2 separate regions of the Homo sapiens genome follow, and region 1 is linked to region 2. A link is a loop called in an ENCODE intact Hi-C map of the cell type or tissue named here. Cell type or tissue: psoas muscle. All regions are shown on one strand.

The links. Hi-C counts contacts between places; a loop is a spot of excess contacts. Peaks named below come from ENCODE experiments on the same cell type or tissue, not always from the same donor. Only the 100,000 strongest peaks of a DNase experiment are listed, where the experiment ranks them.
Region 1: it touches region 2 in a loop (2.5-fold over the local background); 2 of 110 quality-filtered maps call a loop at or near these places.

Annotation. Positions count from the first base shown.
Region 1 is chr16:4,092,862-4,100,861 of GRCh38, forward strand. The region is part of intron 2 of ADCY9 (adenylate cyclase 9); the gene reads right to left. Among named protein-coding and RNA genes, the nearest start is that of ADCY9, 20 kb to the right of the region's middle. RefSeq lists a silencer at 1,287-1,581. In psoas muscle, no CTCF peak of the experiment used is centred here; a DNase peak (open chromatin) is centred at 830; H3K4me3 peaks cover 3,245 bases; H3K27ac peaks cover 6,239 bases.
Region 2 is chr16:3,978,486-3,986,485 of GRCh38, forward strand. It overlaps ADCY9 (adenylate cyclase 9), which reads right to left. Exons shown (of 11, transcript NM_001116.4): 7 at 4,747-4,955; 8 at 631-790. Among named protein-coding and RNA genes, the nearest start is that of TRIDDENT, 32 kb to the left of the region's middle. RefSeq lists enhancers at 3,440-3,963, 3,964-4,486. In psoas muscle, a CTCF peak has its summit at 4,701 (motif pointing right); a DNase peak (open chromatin) is centred at 4,716; H3K27ac peaks cover 582 bases.

The sequences.
Region 1 (8,000 bases), 110 kb after region 2:
CAGGAGCAAATGTGATACAGGAAAGCACACCAACAGCTACATACATGGATAGCAAAAGAAGCCAAAAAAATTATTTTTTAAAATGTAAGAACTGGAAAAACAGAATGATCTCAGTTTTTTTAAAAAAGCAAAGATTCCTATTTTTATAGAGAAATTGCTATATTAGTAAAAGCCAAATAACAAGAGGCAAAAATAACTGAGTCATCAAGAAAATTACCTCTTATTTGGCACAGTCCATTTTTATGAAAGTGCTTTATCTATTTCAGAAACATAAAATCAAATGTTTGAATTGGTTAAAACAGAAAATTATCTGATTGATTAAAAGAGAAAATCCTCTGCTCTTCAGAAAACTCAACCATCCAGAAAGTGCTATCACTGACATTTATATCTAACAACATGGCAAATGAGGTTGGTTTCATATTCAACCATTTGCTGTCCCCGAAGCTCTCTATTAAGGATCTGGCTGATCAGAAAACTTAATATTTAATCAACCTAGAGCAGGCCTAGAAAAGAGGCTACTGTTTAAAAACAAACAACTGATTATATAAAACATTTACATCAAATTATAATTCAGTATTAAATCTCATGGAATCACGCCTTTCAGGAAAACGTCTGGACACTAGTGAAAATGAAATGGCTAAATCTCAATCAAAGTATATTATTAAGTAATAAAAGATTTTATCATTCAACTTTTTTTTTGTCTCTACATAAAAAAAGTATTTTTGTCTCTACAAAAAATACAAAAATTAGTCAGTCGTGTTGGCATGCGCCTGCAGTCCCAGCTACTCAGGAGGCTGAAGCTGGAGAATATCACTTGAGCCCAGGAGGCGGAGGCTGCAATGAGCTGAGATCACGTCACTGCACTCCAGCCTGGGCGACAGAGCCAGACGCTGTCTCAAAATAATTAATTAATTAATTGTTTAAAAAATCAAAGAATAGCTTAAAATTATTACTAAGCTAAGAACCTTGCTGCTATTACTTGTTCAGGAAAGCTCCACACACCATAGGCAGTGGTGCTAAATGCAACAGAAGCCTTAGTGCGAACTGGAACTTCTCCCAGGAGTCTATGGAATTGGAAACTTAATAGCTACTAAATACAGTAACATCATGACTGGAGCTATGAAAGCAAACATTTCCATTTGAACTTCAAGTGGCAGAAGGGACAAAGTTGATACCTTAGACTCATCAGCCCTGAAAGTGTTCCTAATCACAATTTCTTTCAGGAGCCAGAAAGAACACAGCGTTAATTATGTTAATCCAGCTGAGACGTTCACTATGAAATGTGTGTTAGAGAAAAGTCCTTTGAAATTTCTTATTTGCATGGTAGTTCTGAAAGTTTTTAACCTCCTGCAGTTCCTGGCACACGGAGTCAGTCACTCACTTGTCCTCAGGAAGCACAGGACAGCAGCAGGTTCGGAATCACACTTTCTCTGTGTGATTTCACAACTCGGGTCTTTGTCCAGGTGAGATTCTCACTCGGGTCAGAGGGCAAAGGTATCCAATGACAACCCTGTCCTTCAGAACCAAGTAGTGTTTTCCCATCAGCCGTGCAAATCACAGCAAATGTCATGTGGCTTTCCAGCAGCCTCTTTGCTGTTTGTTGAGGAAGGATAAGAAAACCATGGAGGATTAAAATCACCACATTCAAATTACTATAAAGAAAAGGAGGCCAGGCGCTGTGGCTCACGCCCGTAATCCTAGCACTTTGGGAGGCCAAAGTGGGACGATCGCTCGAGGCCCCGCAACACAGCAAGACCCCCATCTCTAATAAGAAAAAAAAAAGGGAGAAGAAAGAAAAGGAAAAATGCAGACAAGCCAGAAAATAAAATTGAGGAGATTAATACAATATAATAATCAGGCACTGCAGATCACACCTGGAACACCGCCTCACCCAGGCAAAGGAGGAAAAGCTTTCATGTGTGCTCATCATTTGAGCAAAAAGGAAGAAAACACACACAGAAACTCAGGAGATCCAGAAGAGACACTCTGAACAAAGAAAATGGAAATGACAGGGAACCAAATGATCCACATCAGGGATTTTAAGAGGGAAATTATGCTTCTGAATGAAAAAAATAAAATCATTCAAAACTTTTTATAAATCTTTGACAAAATCCAAGAGTTTCCTTTCAATGTTGATGACATTTAATTTTTTTTTTTTTTTTTTTGAGACAGTCTCTGTCACCTAGGCTGGAGTGCAATGGCGCAATCTCAGCTCACTGCAACCTCTACTTACCAGGTTCAAGCGATTCTCCTGTCTCAGCCTCTGAGTAACTGGGATTACAGGTGCGCACCACCATGCCCGGCTAATTTTTGTATTTTTAGTAGAGACAGGGTTTCGGACGTTGGCCAGGCTGATCTCGAACTCCTGATCTCAGGTGATCCACATGCCTCAGCCTCCCAAAGTGCTGCGATTACAGGCGTGAGCCACCGCGCCCAGCCCTCTAATTTCTAATTACAACATCTAAGGTAGACACTTTCCAGATGCATTAATGTGGGGGACAACTAGAGGACTAACACGTCCCCTTGCACACTCAATATAGGGCCAGTAGATCCAGAAGCTCACCGTCAAGAGCAACAAGAGCAAGCAAGTCCTTCCTCAACAGAATCATCGGTAAGAACACTGTCAGTCCAGGATTCACTCAGTCCTACGAGTGAAAAACTTGCCAACACAGTGAAATTCATTTTACTGGCAACTAACCTTCCAATCTCTCTCTAAAATAATGTTCACATGGGAACTGAAGCACATTAAAAAAATAATAATTATTCACTTCACATTTTCTCCAAGCCATTTCAAAAGTGTTTCTCAGACTTTCAAAATCAAACAGGATTCCCAGACCAGGCACCATGGGTCACGCCTGTAATCACAGCACTTTAGGAGGCCAAGGCAGCTGGATTGCTTGAGCTCAGGAGTTCAAGACCAGCCTGGGCAACATGATGAAACCCCATCTCTACAAAATACACAAAAATTAGACGGGCATGATGTTGCATGACTATAGTCCCAGCTACTCGAGAGGCTGAGGCACAAGACTCACTTGAACCCAGGAGGCGGAGTTTGCAGTGAGCTGAGATCACGCCACTGCACTCTACCCTGGGTGACAGAGCAAGACTCTATCTCAAAAAAAAAAAAAAAAAAAAAATCAAATGGGGTTCCTCTAACGATACCCTGCTTTATTCAGGAAACGTGATCCTCAGGAAACCATGTGTAAATTATACTTCTAGAACTCAATCTTACGTATTTATATTTAAAGGAAGTAAAGAATCTTTTATGAAGTTACAAATCTCACACACGCCCTGCAATTTAGTGGCTCTATAAATCGGAGCTTCCCTATGCTAAATGTGTCTAAATGAGAGTTCGTAGTTGAAACAAGAGGACAAAGAAAAAAACACTTTTCAAATTAAGAATGAGCACTATGTCCCAATCACGTGAGAATCTCAGCTATACTTAGACAATGGTGGAGATTTTAAGCATATCTATCTCAAACTTTATATTTTACCAATATGAAAAAAGCAGAACCAGAGAGATTAAATTATTTGCCCAAAAGTGCTTGTTAGTGGAGGAAATGTATTAAGACCAAAAGCTAATTTACAAAAACAAATTAAATTTTCAAATAAGATCATGCTATAAAAGTGCTTCCCTTTCAGAAACCACCCTCACCACACCCAGTTTTTAGGCAGCTCATTCACACACACAAAAATCACATTAATGAACATCAGAAGCAGTGGCCTTTCCTTATGGGAAAAAGAACTCATTTATGAAGTTCCAGAATGCGATGCAATCCACACTTTAAATAGTAACACAATAGGGTACGAACTAACTGAATCAACATGCAATAAACACTTTCACTTAAAGTGTCATAGCCTTAATGGTATATTGCATTTAATATCCATACACAAGGAAATAAATCACACGCATGTGGGGTTTCTTCCTTTCTCCAGGCTAGAGTGTTAGAAAATGTAGTTAATATTTCCCAAACAACTCAAACACGAAAATAAATGATTCAAAAGCTGCTTTTTCCCCGCTTTGGAAGGGGGAAAAAAAAAAGAACAGATTTTAATAGCATTACATAAAAATCCTGGAAATTATGCACAAAGACTACCCTGGAGCTTTGCCAGAAACAGGCATGCTGGTTTTCCATGTGTATAAATGGTAATCAAATAAGAATTACCAGGAGCTACAATATTATTAAGATAAATATACTTCTTGAAATCTCCATCTTACAAAGCTTAAAAACAATTGCCAGAACTAGGCCGTTCAACCCCACATTTCCTGGGCCTCCCCTAAGCACTCAGTCCTCTGTGTTTCTGCCCTGCGCCCCACGCCCTCAGCGCAGCACCTCGGAGCCCACAGTCCCAAGCTGTCCACACTCTGGCGCCCCTGGGCCCATTCACATTCCCAGGCACCATGCGCTGGTCAGCCCTCTCGGCCACCACCTTTGCTAGAGCCTATCAAGACCCTCCGGAGCCTCTATTTAATGAACCACTCAGTCATTCCAGCAAAGCGGTTACTGCCTTTCCTCTACCTGGAGGCTTGTTCTGTGTAGATGTTTGGGGTGTGGTTTCACACATAACAGGGTACTCACATGTGGAGTTACATATATATATATATATATATATATATATATATATACACACACACACACTATATATATGTATAAATACATATGTACATATATATATATATATATATATATATTTTTTTTTTTTTTTTTTAAGACAGAGTCTTGCTCTGTCATCCAGGCTGGAGTGCAGGGGCGCAATCTCAGCAACCTCCATCTCCTGGGTTCAAGAGATTCTCCTGCCTCAGCTTCCCGAGTAGCTGGGATTACAGGTGCCCACCACCATGCCCAGCTGATTTTTGTATTTTTAATAGAGATGGCATTTCTCCACGTTGGCCAGGCTGTTCTTGAACTCCTGACCTCAGCTGATCTGCCTGCCTTGGCCTCCCAAAGTGCTGGGATTACAGGCATGAGCCACCATACCAGGCTTATATTTACTTATTTATTCATTCATTTATCAGCAAATATTATCACACATATATTATATGCCTGGCTATATTCCCAGCGCTAGGAACACAGCAGGAAGTAAAACATGGAAAATTCCTGCTCTTAAGATGCATTCCAGTGGCGTGGAAACAGATTATAAACAAAATTAAGTCAAATACATATGATGCAAGCTGGAAAAGAGAGTGGCTGGCCCATAGCTCCAGGAGGCACTGTTGAAAGCAAGGCTCCTACTAAGGGAATTCCTGGAGTTGGGCCTTCTGGAATGTTCCACAGCGGTCCTGAGGGATGGGGTTTGCTGGGCTGGGGGAGGACTCCTCAGTCTGCAAACATGTCATCTACGTTTTGGTTTGGGATTTTTTGTTTTGTTTTGTTTTTGTTTTTGGTTTTTTTTTTTGAGACAGAATCTCACTCTGTCACCCAGGCTGGAATGTAGTGGTGCAATCTCAGCAACCTCTGCCTCCCGGGTTCAAGTGATTCTCCTGTCTCAATTTCCCGAGTAGCTGGGACTACAGGTGCACGCCACCAAGCCCGGCTAATTTTTGTATTTTTAGTAGAGATGGGGTTTCACCATGTTGGCCAGGTTGGTCTCAAACTCCCGACCTCAGGTGATCCGCCCGCCTCGGCCTTCCAAAGTGCTGGGATTACAGGCATGAGCCACTGTGTCTGGCCTGTAATATTCATTCATTTATTCATTCATTCATTCAGCCAATATTATCAGGCATGTATTATATGCCTGGCTATATTCCCAGCACTAGGAACACAGCAGGAAGTAAAACATGGAAAATTCCTGCTCTTAAGATACATTCCAGTGGCGTGGAAACAGATTATAAACAAAATAAGTCAAATACATATGATGCAAGATGGAAAAGAGAGTGGCCGGCCCATCGTTCCAGGAGGCACTGTTGAGAGCAAGGCTCCTACTAAGGGATTTCCTAGAGTTGGGCCTTCTAGAACATTCCGCAGCTGTCCTGGGGGATGGAGTTTGCTGCAGGACTCCTCAGTCTGCAAACAGGTCATCTACATTTTGGTTTGGGATTTTTTTTTATTGTTTTGGTTTTGTTTTGTTTTGCTTTGTTTTGTTTTTGGAGACAGAGTTCTCACCGTGTCACCCAGGCTGGAGTGCAGTGGTGTGATCTCAGCTCACTGCAACCTCTGCCTCCCAGGTTGAAACAATTCTCCTGCCTCAGTTTCCCGAGTAGCTGGGATTACAGGTGTGCGCCACGACACCCGGCTAATTTTTGTATTTCCAGTACAGACAGGGTTTCCCCATGTTGGCCAGGCTGGTCTCAAACTCCTGACCTCAAGTGATCCACCCGCCTCAGCTTCCCAAAGTGCTGGGATTACAGACGTGAACCACCACGCCCGGCCTTTTTATTGTTTTTTTATCACGATTTACCTACATTCACAGACACCTGCCCCTCAACAGGCATTAGTGGGAAGATACAGAAAGAAATTCTACATTGCTCTCAATTGTAGGAATGCAAATTAAAGCTTCCAAGGAACTCGAAGATGCACAAACCGTTTCTTGGGTGGCATTATTTCCTCATAGAAACATGCATATACTATTCATTTTCTTTTCAAAAAAGATGAGGGTAAACTTTAGCTCAGTCTCTCTGAATAAACATATCAGACAAACAGAATTAATGAGATTTTAATACCTATAATTTCTCAACTCTTTAAAAAGGTTACTAAAAGGGTATGAAAGTTATCAAAGACCACTGGGGTTGCATGAAGAGGACTCAGCAGCCAACTTAAAGGGGCTCCCATGGGCCCCAAATGGGACAATCTGAGCATCAAAAATCATGTATCTGTAATGGAATGAAATACATCAAATAAGCTAAAATCCAAGAGTTTATATTGATTCTTGAAAAAAATCACCTTTGGAGGACGTTAAGAAACCATCTCAGCTGGGTGCCTTGGCTCACGCCTGTAATCCCAACACTTCGGGAGGCCAAGGCAGGAGGATGGCTTGAGCCCAGGAGTTTGAGACCAGCCTAGGCAACATGGCAAGACCCTGTCTCTCTCAAAAATTTGAAAAAATCAGCTGGGCGTGGTGGTGCACATGTGCAGTCACAGGGAGGCTGAGGTACGAGGAGCACTTGACCCTGGGAGGTTGATATAGTTTAGCTCTGTGTCCCCACCCAAATCTCATCTTGAATTGTAATCCCCATGTGTCGAGGGAGGGACCTGGTGGGAGGGGACTAGATCATGGGGGTGGTTTCCCCCATGCTGTTCTCGTGAGAGTGAGGGAGTTCTCACGAGACCTGATGGTTTAAAAGTGGCAGTTCCCCCTTCGCATGCTCTCTCTCTCACTCTCTCTCTCTCCTGACACCATTTAAGATGCGCCTTGTTTCTCCTTCATCTTCTGCCATGATTGTAAGTTTCCTGACGCCTCCCCAGCCATGCAGAACTGTGCCAATTAAACCTGCTTTCTTTATAAATTACTCAGTCTCAGGTAGCATCTTTTTTGTTTGTTTGTTTCTGAGATGGGGTCTCACTCTGTTGCCCAGGCTGGAGTACAGTGGCGCGATCTGGGCTCACTGCAACCTCCACCTTCTAGGTTCCAGCGATTCTCCTGCCTCAGCCTCCCAAGTAGCTGAAATTAGAGGCGTATGCCACCACGCCTGGCTAATTTTTTGTATTTTTAGTAGACACGGGGTTTTGCCATGTCGGACAGGCTGGTCTCGAACTCCTGAGCTCAAGTGATCCGCCCGCCTCAGCCTCCGAAAGTGCTGGGATTACAGGCGTGAGCCATGCACCTGGCCTCAGGTAGCAACTTTATAGCAGTGTTAGAATGGTCTGATACAGGTGGAAGCTACAGTGAGCCGAGATTATGCCACTGCACTCCAACCTGGGCAAAGGAGTGAGACTCTTGTCTCAAAAAAAAAAAAAAAGAAAAGAAAAAAACAAACTCAGTCTGTAAATGGTATAGAAAGGGAAAGAACCAAGCAAATAAAAGCATCTAAACACACACGGCTCCCAGGATCCTAGGATTTC
Region 2 (8,000 bases):
GGTTAGGAAAGGTGGGACAGACGCTTCTTTGTAAAATGTGAAGGAAAATAACTGATTTGGAACTTGATGAAGAAGAAGCCACACTGGCAGGGACTCGTGCCCACCGGGGACTCCCCAGCCCGGCCACTGCCCGGGCGTGAGCATCTGGGCAGGCCAATGCTAAGTCGGCTTCTAAAAAAGCTGGCTCAGGAGAGTAAAAGAGTTCGTGCCTCTTCAAGGGTTTATTTTATTTTATTTATTTTATTTTATTTTGTGACGCAGTCTCGCTCCATCACCCAGGCTGCAGTGTGGTGGTGCAACCTCAGCTCACTGCAACCTCTGCCTCCCAGGTTCAAGCGATTCTCCTGCCTCAGCCTCCCAAGTAGCTGGGATTAAAGGCGCCTGCCACCATGACCAGCTAATTGTATTTTTAGTAGAGACGGGGTTTCACCATGTTGGCCAGGATGGTCTCGATCTCTTGACCTTGTGATCTGCCCACCTCCACCTCCCACAGTGCTGGGATTACAGGCGTGAGCCACCATGCCTGGCCAAAGGGTTTATTTTTAAATTGCTATCCCAAGTGATTTAAAGAAAAGAGAGATTAGGGAGTCCAGGAGAGCGTGGAAATAAAACGGCTGAGCCTTTACTTACGTGTATGTTGGTCTCATATTCGGAGGTGACATGGGAGTAGACGGCCAGTGCGGGAAGCGACACCAGGATGGCCCCGATGCAGTGACGTGGTAGCCAGCCGGCGATCCACTCCAGCAGGCGCTTGGTGCAGGCCATGACGTCCTCCAGGAAGAACACCATCCTGCGAGAGGCATGGGGGTTAGCAGGAGCGACGGGGCCCGGGGTGGGTCATCGGCCAGGAGACAGGTGCGAGGCCGCAGCCAGCGCCGCCCTCTGCTCTCTCCCGTGTTGCCCCTGGGATGGGCGTGAGAGCAGGCGTGGGGTGGGAGTCTACCTCCCTCACTTTTGGTAGAAGGCAAGGAAGCCAGGCTTAGCTCATTGTACCTGATTCTAGGGTCACATGTTGCGTTGTGATAAAATATGCTTGTGAAAAGCACATGCTTCGCTCGCCTAACAGAACACGTGAGAGTATCACAGGCCCTGAGGAGAGTCTCCTGGGGGCCACCACGTTGCCGTCACCGGCTCCCATCAGCTTCTGAGGCAGGAGGTCTTGACGGGGGCAGCTTTGGAGGCGTCCTGGAATTCTGTGGAGCCCGTGCAGTTGTCGCAGCAGAAGAGGCGGTCCTGGCATCTGGTGGGCAGGCGCCAGGGACAGAGCTGTCCTGCATGTGGGCAGGTGCCACCCAGGGAGGTTCTGCCCTGCACCCCACACAGCAGCCAAGCCCCTGGGCACCTGCAAAGGCAGAAGGCTGCTGACAGCATCTTAGCCCAGAGGCTGTGTCCCAGCTACAAACAGGGTGCTCTGTGGTGGTGCTGACACACCCTGGATTTTCTTGGAGCGCAGCTCCTGTGGAAACTGAGTGACAGTGGTCTCTGCTGTTTGGGGCATCATCATCAGTGTTTCAGAAAATCACACCACAGGCTGAACCTGGCTCGTGGCGCTTAGACCACCAAACCCGCACACGCGTGCCGTCTGCATCTGGGCTGTCATGTTCATCGTGCATGTTCACCTCTAGCTGGCGGCTTCAGGACTCTCCAGACAGCGGGGCTCTGTTGTACGTGAGGTCCAGCACCACGTATTTCATTTTAAAAGACTTTGTCCTTCTAAGCAGAGCGACTGTATTCACTGACTCCTTTTGCAGGCGTGTGTCTAGCGGGCTTCGTTTCAGGAGTGTGATGTTGACACAATAAAAGTTTCTGTATAAAGAAGCAGCTGAGTGTGCGGGCCAAGAACCACTGTGAGGAGGAGGAACAGGTCTTGGCTGAGTCCAAGGACCCCTGGGCCATGGTGGGGCCACATGGGGAGGTGAAGAGAAGGTGTGGGGTCCTCGTGGGGAGACAGTCCTTCTCTCAAGCTTGCTGCCAGGGAGCTGGGGATAGGCCTGCTGTCCCTGCCTCAGGAGAGGCTGGGCGGGGGCCGCTGTTGTGACTGAACAGCAAAAAAGCCTCTGGCACAGAGCCCCCCGCCCCCAGCCTTCGGGCCTGAACACCTACCATGCCTCTCCCTCTTGGCTGCGTGGTGTGGCCAGGCGAGGGAACGCTCACTCTCCAGCCATTCCCCACATGGACGCAGGCACAGCCTCACCCTTTTAGGGTCCTGGACAGCCCTGGCTTCCTGATATTTAAAGGATAATGAAGACTTTGGAATACTTCCAAGAATAACCACAAATATGCAGAATACAGAGGCCCTAGGAGGGGGGACAGAGGGAACCAAGTTCCCAGTCAGCAGCGGGAAAGATGTGAGGTTGGAGGGGGCCTTCATGCTGGTCCCTGAGACTGCAGGGATCTGAAAATGAGACCTCACGCCTGCTGGGGCAGAGCAGAGAGGGTGATGCAGGAAGCCTCCTGGAGGCAACGGGCGGGGCCTGGGCCAGTCACTGAGGAGGCGCCTGGCTTTCCTCCTGTACAGGAAAGGGATGGGGTGCCCGTATACCCCACAGCGCAGGTTCCCGTCAACCTGGGGTCCTCAACACGGCCCTCAGAGGGGCCAGGGAAGCCTTTCAGGGTCTGGGCCTCTCCCAGGCTTGACGATTCCTGGTAAATGGAACCAAATCCCACCACAGGCCTGTTCAGGGGTGCAGCAGCCACCACCTTCACCAGATCCTTGGGGAGTATGTCTGTGCAGGCAGTTCCAGCGCACCTCACCCCAGCCCTCGGCAGTCTACACCGGGGTTGCCCTCAATGCTTTAGAATTGGGTCTGAAGGAGCAGGGAATAATAGCTAAAGGGTGAAAGTAAAAAGGAATGGAGACAATGCTGGCCTCAGAGCCCTCAAGACGCTACAGCTACCCACATTAGAGGAAAACCTGGGGGTGGACCAGGGAAGGCAGACCTGGGGGAGTGACTGCCCATGAGGATGGGTTTCTTTTTGGGGTGATGGAGGTGCCCGATAGTTACATAGTGGTGATATTCATACAATTCTTCAAATTTGCTAAAAATCACTGAGTTGTCCACTTGAATGAGTTTATTGTATATAAATCATGTCACAATAAAGCAGATCTTCTTTTTTTTCTTTTTTGAGATGGAGTTTTGCTCGTCACCCAGAATGGAGTGCAATGGTGCGATCTCAGCTCACTGCAATCTCCACCTCCTGGGTTCAAGTTGATTCTCCTGCCTCAGCCTCCCGAGTAGCTGGGGTTACACGTGCCCACAACCAAGAATGGCTATTTTTTTTTTTTTGGTATTTTTTAGTAGAGATGAGGTTTCACCATGCTGTCCAGGCTGGTCTCGAACTCCCAGCCTCAGGTGATCCACCTGCCTTGGCCTCCCAAAGTGCTGGGATTACAGGCATGAGCCACCATGCCCAGCCTAAAGCTGATCTTTTTAAAGAGGAAAAACAAACCAACCAGGGGCCTGAGGATGTCTGGTTTGGGTTCTGGGGAAGTGGACCCTGAAAGGGTTTGCAGGCGACGGCTCCTTTGGGAGGGGTCCCCAGAAGCACAGGAGGGCACTGAGGCAGGAGGGGAGGCTGTGCCAGGAAGAGGGCTGCTCGCTGGGGGTGATGGGGCATGAGCCCACAGGGAGTTCTGGGAAACACTGAGCACACGCCACAGACAGCATGGCCCATGGCGGCCTCGGAGGAAGCTGAAAGGGTCCTGGGTACAGTGCAGGTGGGAAGGAGGGGGCAGGAATCCCAGCCTGCCCACCCCAGATGGGAGAAGCCAGCATTCCGGCGCCTCACGCCAGACTCAAAGCCATTCATTTCTGCCCTGGGATGTTGGATAAGGGCAGCAGACGCTCAAGGTCAGGGCTGCCTCCCCATGTCTGTTTGAAGCCCAGCTCCGGGGCACCGTTGCTAGTGGGACTCTGCTAGGCCGGCAGCCATCCTGTTGAGGGTGACAGGACCACCCAAGGGGCTTGTGGTGCCCAGGACGGGGACCACACAGGGCCACCTTCCTGCTCAGGAATACAGAGCCGCTGCGAGCCCCCTCAGGGAGCCAGGCTGGTCCCGAGGGCCCAGCTTTCCCAAGACGCACCTGTGGTCTATTCGGAGCCTCTGTCCCCTTTAAAATGAGCTGTCTTTTTATTATCAGGCTATGTGTGCTCTTTATCCATTCTAGATGTTAGACCTTGTCCGAGGCCTGATCTGCAAGTGTTCCCTCCCGTTCTGTGGGTTCTTTCTCTTTCTTGATGGTGTTCTTTGTAGCGCAACAGCTTAACTTCTGAGGAAGTTGGGCTTGTCTATTCTTTCTTCTGTTGGCGTCACATCCAAGAGACCACTGCCTGAGGCAAGTGCGTGGAGATGCTGTTTGGCTCCGGTACTCTGAAGAGGCGCCTGCTGTCCCAGGCCCACTACCCCCGCTCATGTCTTTTCCTTTCCTTCCTCCAGATTGTTTCCTATCTTCTCACCTTCTCCTTTGCAGTCTCTGAACCTGGAAATCTGGGGACAAGCTGGCAGCGGTTGGGGCTGTGGAGGCACCGCCCCCTCCAGCGAGGTGGTCCCCCCGCATCTGGGCCAACGTCAGGGAGGGAGGATGCTGGGGCACAGGGCTCGGGGAGGACACGGGGACCCATCTCCAGAAATCAGCCAGCAGGGACAGCTGGCTGGGGACCAGTCCAACCGCTCAGCCATAAGCCATGGAGCCAGAAGAGGGAGCTAACGGCTCAGAGCTGGAGACCCAGTCCACGCGGCGCTTACCTGATGGACACCGCGAGGGACAGCACCTCCAGCAGCAGGGCTGCACTGAAGACCGCCAGGGCGGCGGGCGGGGGAGGCACGGTGGCCGCCTCGTACTTCAGGAAGCAGGTGGTGGACAGCGTCAGAAACACTGTGGTCGACAGAAACACATCCAGGAGGGAGCTGAAGGTGGGACTAGCAAACGTCTTCACGGGGGAGTTCTTTATGACCTGTGTGGAGCAGGAGTGGAGCAGAATGACTGGGAGGCCATGGGCGGCCAGGAGCGCAGTTCAGATGGAGAAACAGGCAACACGTGCGGAGCACTGCTGCTCTGGGCCAGGCACAGGGCAGGAAGGCTCTCGGAGGGCTGTCTCCCTCTACTACCCCATTTAACACTGGGGAGTCCAAGGCACAGAGAAGTTAAACTTGCCCAGGGGGCTGGGCACGGTGGCTCACGCCTGTAATCCCGACACTTTGGGAGGCTGACGTAGGAGGGTCGCTGGAGCCCAGGAGTTCCCGGCCAGCGTAACACAGTGAGACTCCATCTCTACAAAAAACTTTAAAATTAGCCAGGCATGGCAGTGCGTGAGTGTGGTCCCAGCTACTCAGGAGGATGACGCAGGAGGATTGTGTGAGCCCAGGAGTTTCAGGCCGCAGTGAGCTATAATCATGCCACTGCACTCCAGCCTGGGCAACATAGCGAGACCCCGTCTACCAAAAAATAAAATAATTAGCTGGGCATAGTGGTTTGTGCCTGTAGTCCCAGGTACTTGGGATCTGAGGTGGGAGGATTGCTTGAGCCCAGGAGTTTGAAGCCGCAGTGAACTATGATCACACCACTGCAGAATTATACCGTTTCCGAAAACAAAAAAACACAAAAAAAACCCTGCCAGGGTCACAGAGCAACTGATTATGACCCAGCACATTCTCATAGACACATTATATATTTAGCTGCAAGATGAGTTACTGACTGGCGCAGGTGAGGTCCCTGCATCTGTAAGGCAGTTGGACGAGAGCAATGTGCAGGGCGGTCCTGCTGCATGGCGGAGTCCTAGGTTCAGCAGGTGCGAAAGCGGGGCTTCGTGGCGGAAGTGGCCGACGGGGATTTAAGTGGCACATCATCGCCTGGGAACCTACGGGGCCTGGCTCTGTGCTGGGGGCCAGTACACTAGAGAGGCACACACTAGTGTTCGGCAATTGAGGGGGAGAAATAACGATGCTGACACGTCCAAGAGGTGACCAGGCCCAGGCCCTGCAAGGCTCTGGGGAGGTGCGATCTCCATTGACGCTCACGGCACCCCACAGGCAGGAACTACCACCCATCTCGGTGTACAGATTGGGAGGCCAAGGCCAGGGGCTACCCCTAGGGCACACAGCGAACAAGGAGCCAGGCCAGGACTTGGCATGGACCGGTTGACTCCTGAGTGTGTCCCTAACCTAGAGGAAGGTGTAGGATCCAAAGGCAGAGGCTGTGGTTGGGAGAGGAAGGGATGTAGCCAGTTCAGCTGCTTTCCATTTGGCCTTGCAACCTTCTGGCAACCCCTGAGAGGCCATGGGTGTCCACTCAGCATCCCGGCCAGGCTCGGGGCTGAGGGCAGGAGCTGGAGACGCACGGAGCGGAAAGGTCTCCTGGCAGCCCTGGGTGCGGTGTGCGTTCTTTGGGACAAACCAGCTCCGGGTGCCTCGACCACTCCCAGGAACTAGGTGGGAGGGCAGGAGGGGCACTTGGACGGTGGGAGCAAGGCTGCCAGTCAGCCCTGATGCCAGGCTGGACCCTGCCAGGGCAACCTGGGGGTTAGGGTTTGGTTCCAAATTCTCTCCAAGGAAGCTGGAGGCTCTGTAGTGCCCAAAAGGGCAAGTCAGGTCCCAGCCCTGGAATCCCCTCAGAAGGTGTGGGAATTTCTTTTTTTTCATTTTTCTTTTCTTTTCCTTTTTTTTTTTTTTTTTTTTGAGATGGGATCTGGCTGTCGCCAGGCTGGAGTGCAGTGGCGCGATCTTGGCTCACTGCAACCTCCGCCTCCCAGGTTCAAGCAATTCTCCTGCCTCAGCCTCTGGAGTAGCTGGGAGGACAGGCACCCGCCACCACGCCCAGCTAATTTTTGTATGATTAGTAGAGATGGGATTTCACCAAGTTGGCTAGGATGGTCTCTATCTCGACCTCGTGATCTGCCTGCCTCGGCCTCCCAAAGTGCTGGGATTACAGGCCTGAGCCACTGTACCCGGCCAGGTGTAGGAATTTCAGGGGCGACACTGCCCATGCCCACTCACCTTGGCAGAGGCCCACGCACGTCCCCTTTCTGTGGGGCTCCATCTAGTGCCCGTCAGGGGTTCGAGTCAGGGCCGGGTGCATGCATGTGATGTCCCTGAGACATCACTGCCTTGCCCACATGTGAGGCCGGAAGGTTTCCACGTGGGCTGCCGTCCTTCTGAGAGCCCACACCTCCCACCTTCCAAGCCAAGGGCTCGGGTACAGGGCCTTTCCTGATTGGGGCTGCCATCTCCTCTGTAGAACTGCCCCATCCATGGACGCTGCCAGAGGCCCCGCTCCTCCCTCCACCTCCCTTGCAGTCTCTCCTGCCTGCCCTGCTACTTGCCAGAGACACCTGTCCCTGCCACAGCCTCCCCCTCTGGGCCACCCCTGGCCCTGATGCCAGAGGCTCCCAGGCCCATCTGCCCCACCCCTGTGCATCCCGGGAGTGCCACCTGTCCCAGTCCCACTGAGAACGACGCTCCCCCACATCATGACACTCTTTCGCCCTCTCTCCCCATGGGCGAAACCCAGGGACAGTGCCACTGGCTGCCAGGGCACCGTGGGCCAGGCTCCGCCCTGCTCACTACCCACATCCCAGGGCCTCCGGGTGCGGCCGTCCCACCATCATCAGAGCACAGGCTCTGCAGCCGGGCTGTCTGGGCTCAAGGCCACTCCACCATGATTAGCTATGATACCCACGCGTCCATGCCTCAGTCTCTTTATCCAAAACCAGGGATAAACCAGTACTTGCACCTTGTGGGCGGTGGGATGCTCGGCTAAGAACGCACCCACGTGGAGCCCCCAGCACAATGAGTCCCCAAACGCGGGCCAGCTGGGAGGCTCCCTTGTCCTGGCATCTCTCCTTTCCTCCCCACCGGGACCCTGTGGCCACCTGCCCTGAGTTTCGGTAACAGCCTCCCACCTGTCATGTGGCCTCCTGTCTTGTCCACACTCTTATCACCCTCCGAAACTCAGCTGATACATGTTTGTTTTTTTTCTTTTTTTGAGACGGAGTTTCACTCTT